Regions from separate parts of the Homo sapiens genome. Here region 2 is linked to region 1. A link is a contact called in ENCODE Hi-C or POLR2A ChIA-PET data. All regions are on one chromosome and are shown on one strand. Each heading gives the region's core, a stretch centred on a gene start or an enhancer-like site at or near the end of the contact. The rest is flanking DNA. Distances are from core to core; before and after follow the strand shown.

What was found. Hi-C counts contacts between places; a loop is a spot of excess contacts on that map. ChIA-PET counts read pairs that join two places held with the same protein, here RNA polymerase II (POLR2A).
Region 2: a loop to region 1 is called in a map of left ventricle myocardium inferior, with 4 times the contacts of the local background. The contact joins two enhancer-like sites. A Hi-C loop is called at or near these places in 4 of 168 maps with a recorded cell type or tissue (Right ventricle myocardium superior, endothelial cell of hepatic sinusoid, left ventricle myocardium inferior and 1 more). POLR2A ChIA-PET finds 5 or more read pairs at or near these places in 1 of 52 experiments (MCF 10A).

What each region holds. Positions count from the first base shown.
Region 1 is chr18:61,700,327-61,703,506 of GRCh38, forward strand. No RefSeq gene overlaps it. Among named protein-coding and RNA genes, the nearest start is that of LINC01544, 46 kb to the right of the region's middle. Within about 2 kb of position 1,676, at least 2 of the 41 ENCODE cell types and tissues checked have a DNase peak (open chromatin) inside an H3K27ac peak, as active enhancers do.
Region 2 is chr18:61,763,544-61,766,905 of GRCh38, forward strand. No RefSeq gene overlaps it. Among named protein-coding and RNA genes, the nearest start is that of LINC01544, 17 kb to the left of the region's middle. Within about 2 kb of position 1,773, at least 2 of the 41 ENCODE cell types and tissues checked have a DNase peak (open chromatin) inside an H3K27ac peak, as active enhancers do.

The DNA of each region.
Region 1 (3,180 bases), core at 426-2,925:
GAATGATGGTTTCCAGCTTCATCCATGTCCCTACAAAGGACATTAACTCATCCTTTTTTATGGCTGCATAGTATTCCATGGTGTATATGTGCCACATTTTCTTGATCTAGTCTACCATTGTTGGACATTTGGGTTGGTTCCAAGTCTTTGCTATTGTGAATAGTGCTGCAATAAACATACGTGTGCATGTGTTTTTATAGCTGCATGATTTTTAATATTTTGGGTATATACCCAGTAATGGGATGGCTGGGTCAAATGGTATTTCTAGTTCTAGATCCCTGAGGAATCGCCACACTGACTTCCACAATGGTTGAACTAGTTTACAGTCCCACCAACAGTGTAAAAGAGTTCCTATTTCTCCACATCCTCTCCAGCACCTGTTGTTTCCTGACTTTTTAATGATTGCCATTCTAACTGGTGTGAGATGGTATCTCATTGTGGTTTTGATTTGCATTTCTCTGATGGCCAGTGATGATGAGCATTTTTTCATGTGTCTTTTGGCTGCATAAATGTCTTCTTTTGAGAAGTGTCTGTTCATATTCTTTGCCCACTTTTTGATGGGGTTGTTTTTTTCTTGTAAATTTGTTTGAGTTCATTGTAGATTCTGGATATTAGCCCTTTGTCAGATGAGCAGATTGCAAAAAATTTTCTCCCATTCTGTAGGTTGTCTGTTCACTCTGATGGTAGTTTCTTTTGCTGTGCAGAAGCTCTTTAGTTTAATTACATCCCATTTGTCAATTTTGGCTTTTGTTGCCATTGCTTTTTGTGTTTTAGACATGAAGTCCCTGCCCATGCCTATGTCCTGAATGGTATTGCCTAGGTTTTCTTCTAGGGTTTTTATGGTTTTAGGTCTAACATGTAAGTCTTTAATCCATCTTGAATTAATTTTTGTGTAACATGTAAGGAAGGGATCCAGTTTCAGCTTTCTACATTATGGCTAGCCAGTTTTCCAAGCACCATTTATTCAATAGGGAATCCTTTCCCCATTTCTTGTTTTTGTCAGGTTTTTTAAAGATCAGATTTTAAAGTACCTCAGGAATCTGATAAAAGGGTTTGGCTTGACTTCCCAGAAAACAGATAGCGGCAGGCTTTTTGAGCATAAGAGATTCCATGCTGAAAGTGATGTTTAAGGAAGCAAATTTGACAGAGGAAACTAGAGGCAGGATATCAGTGTCCTCACTGATTCCTCCATAATTCCTACCAACTCCTACCAACTCCTCACACAATACCAATGTCTGTTTCTTGTCCCAGTATAGCTTCTTGTAGAACCCCTTTTCACTTTCAAAGTGTCCTATTTGAATGATAAATTACAAGGTCATCTAGCTAAAAGACTAAATGTGAATTTTTTGTTTGTTTGTTTGTTTTTGGAGACAGGGTCTTGCTCTGTCACCCAGGTTGGAGTTCTGTGGCACCATCAGAGCTCACTGCAGCCTCAACCTCCCAGGCTCAAGCAATCCTCCAGCCTCAGCCTCCTGAGTCTAGGACTATAGGCATGTGTGTTTGTTTGTGTGTTTGTTTTTTGTTTCTTTTTCTTTTTTCTTTTCTCTTCTTTTTTTTTTTTTTTTTGTAGAGATGGGGTCTTACTGTGTTGCCCAAGTTGGTCTTGAACTCCTGAGCTCAAGCAATCTTCTCCCCTGGCCTCCCAAAATGCTGGGGTTACAGGTATGAGCCACCATGCCTGGCCAAGAATGTGAGCTTCTTGAGGGTCGGGACTGTGGCCTCTTTGCCTTCATGCCTGAAGCACACTGTCCCAGACACATGTAATAAGCATTTCACTATCTGTTGAAAAAAAAAACTAATGACTCTAACAAATGAATCAGAAAGCAGTTATGAAGGTAGCAGGAAATGGAAAATGATACAGTATTTATGAAAGCAGAGTTTCAAGGAGAAGACTATGAGTAACAGAATCCTGTTCCAAGGAAAGCAAGAACACTGGGAGAACAAAAATGAGCACAGGCTTCATGGAGACATGACTGACTCCCGGTCTGGGGTGAGGAAGGTATAAGGCAAGCCTGCAACATTCAGAGCTAACAAACAAGAAAGCACTGGAAGACGAAGTAGGCCTATGTTAAAGGACACAGGAGCTGGCTTAAAGGGGCCCCCACTGGCCACATTTGTGTTGATTTGAACATCAAAAAAAGAATAATGATGGCTTTGGATTATAAAACAGAAGGAAAAGGAAAAGAAAAAGAATTCCTGAATCCATATTGATACTGAACAAAAGGGAACAGGGGAAGCTCTTTTTTTTAAACATAAGAACACCAGTGAATGAGTATAGAAGGAATTCGAAAATGTCTACTTTGCCATCATCGATGCAATAATTGGTTGAAATGAGGCTTATCGATGCATGTTAAAACCATTGAAAGAAAAGTTGTTGGAATGGGAGATTTACATGGTCTCAAAACATGACTTGCAAAGCCATCCCTGAAAACTTTATGAAACTATTCAGGAAAGAAGGGAGGGGAAGAAATGAAAGTATGCCAAGCTTGCAGCACATTCAGCATTGATCACTAAGTCAGCTAACTCTCTGACCTGCTTCCTCATAGCTGTGTGGTGCCCATTGTCCTAGAATCACATAGACCCTGTCACAAGATTATAGTTCCCCTTAATTGCTTATAGATAACAACTTGAACATTACAAAACATTAATTTTTCCCTTTGAGATATTCCTTCATGTCCTGCATATCACCGAAGCTACTCTATCAGTTGGCCTGAAGGACCCCACGAGAAACTGACTCACCAAAGAATGCAGTTTCCATATCCTGTTAATTTCATTCCCCTTACCCCAAACAATCAACAACCCCAATTCTCTAGTCCCTTGCCCTCCAGAATCCCCTTAAAAACCGTAGCCCAGCAAGGCTCAGTGGCTCATGCCTGTAATCCCAGCACTTTGGGAGGCCAACGCAAGTGGATCACTTGAGGCCAGGAGTTCAAGGCCAGCCTGGCCAACATGACGAAACCCTGTTTCTACTAAAAATACAAAAATTAGCCAAGTGTGGTTGCATGTGCCTGTAATCCCAGCTACTTGGGAGGCTGAGGCACAAGAATCACTAGAACTCGGGAGGCAGAAGTTGCAGTGAGCCAAGATCACGCCATTGCACTGTAGCTGGGGCAACAGAGCAAGACTCTGTCTCCTTGGGGAGATGGATTTGAGGATCTCCTCCCATCTCCTCACTCGGCA
Region 2 (3,362 bases), core at 523-3,022, 63 kb after region 1:
TCCAACTCAACTCACAAAAGAATACTTTTTTATTCTTGCTAGCTTTCCCAGACTTCTAAAATCCCCTGTACTACAGATTTATTCTCTTGGGGTTAAGGCATCGCCCGTCTGCCATCCTCTCATTTAATGTCAACCATCAGCTTCTTTGCTTATGAATTTAAAAATAAAAGGTTGGTTCCTCAAAAGATTAAACATAAAATTACCATATGATCCAGCAATTCCACTCTTAGGCATATACCCAAATAATTGAAAGCAAGGATGCAAAAAGATACCCTTACACTAATGTTTATAGCAGCATTACTCACAGTAGTCAAAATGTGGAAGCAACTCAAGTGTCCATTGACAAACAAATGAATAAACAAACTGGTGTAGACATACAATGGAATATTACTCGTTCATAAAAAGAAACTCTGATACGTGCTACAATGCAGATGAACCTGGAAAACATTATATTAAGTGAAATAAACCAAATGCAAAAAGACAAATATTTTATGATCCCACTTATATGAGATACATAGAATAGTCAAATTCATAGACAGAATGCAGAATGCTGTTGCCAGGGGCTAGGAGCAGGGGGGAATGGGGAGTTACTGTTTAGTGGGTACAGAGTTGAGAAGATGAAAAAGTTCTGGAAATCGTGGTGATGGTTGCAACACATTGTAAATGCATTTCATGCCACTGAATTGTATACTTTTAAATGGTTAAAACAGTAAATTTTCTATTATGTATATTTTACCAATGAAAAAAACAACAGGGGCTGGTCATGAGAACCCCCTCCACTTTCCATTGTATTCTAACTTTCTAGATAATTTATATATGGAAATTGCTCTTATGATGAAATTATTTTTGGTTGATTGGCTACAATGATTAATTTTCAAATCCTAATAGGAAAATAAAAGAAATGAATTTACTCACCAAGTTCACCTCAACCTTAAAAGGGAGGGGTGAGAAATGAAGTCAGATGACCGAGACACTGATTCTTATCCTCAGAAACCACAGCTGTCACAGAGCGCTTTAATTTATTCATTGATTGGCTGTGAAAACCACAGCTAAATGTCTGAGGTGCAACTTCTCACCCAGAAAGTTCAATTACATCATGTGAAGAAAAGTGAAGCAATTTTTTCTATTGAGGGGATAATGGCAAGGGGAATCTGTTTTAAAATGAATTTTGGAGCATAAGCAGAATGTGGGGAGTGAGACTCAGACTGAAAAACTGAGAATGCCAGTGAACAACCACCTCGTATCTGGAGGATGAAGGGGTTGTTTTATTTTGAAGGAAATTTCAGCAGACAATAGGAATGAGATCCAAGGAATTCAACTAACCATGGAACCTGAGGTTTTACTGCCTGGATAATGCAGGCAACTGGCTGCTTGGGAGACTTAACACTGAATATTTCACAAATCCCATTTCAAAACATGTGTGTTAAGGTCACAATTTTGTGAAATGTCACATCTTCACTTCTTAGCACAAAGTTAAGAAGAGGTGGTTATTGGAAATAAAATGGGCCATAAATGGAAAGGAAAGTGAAAATTGCAGACTTCTGCCAATGTTTCGTACAGAATACAGCCTGTCCAAAGGAAAAAATATTTGCAATGTTTCTCGTTAACACACTGTATCAGAAATCTCTGCTTCTTGCTGAATTCTTATGCCCTAAATCACCTCTGCTAAGCTGGTTCCATTCCGACTCACTACTGGTTTTCTTCTCAATGAGTAATGTTAATTGGCCTCCTCTGAAAGTAAGGGGGATGGCTGCATTGATGAACAGCCTTATCTGTGGAGCACAGCCTCCCAGGACAGCCAGAAGAATTTGTAGTCTGTGCATTTGCAGCGTCAGCTGGGTTTTGCCTGGGCCTGACTCCTCCACTTCACACAGGGCCATGTAAACAGCCTCACTCGCCATCACTCACCTTGAAAGTTTCCCACAGCCCATTTTTGTATGTCCACCTCCTCGATCACAGACCATGCTGCAGTCCATTTGTTTTTTTCCACAGGTTCTCTCCTTTTGGAGGCTGCACATATATTTTTGGACAGAAATGGCTCCATTTTCCTTATTCTTGTTTTCTCTCTCTCGGCAACTTTTGCAATGGCTGCAGTGACAATGTTTATCTCGGGCCTCCCTGTTCATAAAAAGAGGCCCCCATTCCAGCCTGCTAAAAGCAGAAAGAAATCTCAACTTTCCCTACCTGATTTAGCCTTTTACGAGTTTTGGAACACAAGTTTGGAGTAAAAGAGAGTTGGGGCCAGGTGCAGTGACTCACGCCTGTAATCCCAGCATCCTGGGAGGCGAAGGTGGGCCAATCATTTGAGGTCAGAGGTTCGAGACCAGCCTGGCCAACATGGCAAAACCCCATCTCTACTAAAAATACAAAATAAATTAGCCAGGTGTGGTGGTGCATGACTGTAATCTCAGCTACTTGGGAGGCTGAGGTAGGAGAATCACTTAAACCTGGGAGACAGAGGTTTCAGTGAGCTGAGATCTCGCCACTGGACTCCAGCCTGGGCAACAAGCAAGACCCTGTCTCAAAAAAAAAAAAAAAAAAAAAAGAGTTATTTGGCTTCCCATTCCATCGTTTACTACTTGCCTCTGTCAAGTTCTTTAAACTCGCTATGCTTCAATATCCCTTTCCTATGAGATTAGTAAGACCTATCTCAAATAATTGTTGTAAGAATGTAATAAAATGGCATATGTCAAACTGCCAAAACCAGCTTAATATCTAAATGGTAGTTCAACCTCCTTATCAGTGGAGGCCTGTCGGTACATTGCTTGCCTTAGCAATTATATGAAAGATTTTGTTATCATTTGGTTTTCCATTTTGTTTCATTTTTAGTTGTTTAATTAAAGCCTTACATATCTCAAAAATATGTGTATGTATAAGGTATGAAGAATAACAACACAATGACTCATTAACCAGTTTAAGGACAAGAGAGTAACTATTACCTGTGAAGCATCTTGAGTCCCCTCATTTCATCCCCTCTCAGATAAACAATTATTTTTAATTTGAGGATCAACTCCCTTGCTTCTTTGTTTATACTTTTAACTTCATATTTGTATTCCTATGCACTATGACTAAATTAGCAATTTAAAATATTACATAATTGTAATCATACTGTGAGTAGTCATCTGAAATTTGCTTTATTCATTCAGTATTAGGTGTCATCTGCATTGCTGTGTGCAACTGTGATTCATTTGTTGCCACTGCTTTATAGTATTCTATCACACGAATATACCACAATTTCTTTAACCTTTCTACTGTCAGTGGAAATGATATTTTCTCCCAGATTTTTGATCTTACAGGGCTGTTATGAACAGTGTTACATGGGTCTTCCACTACACACACACACACACACACACATTTCTCCA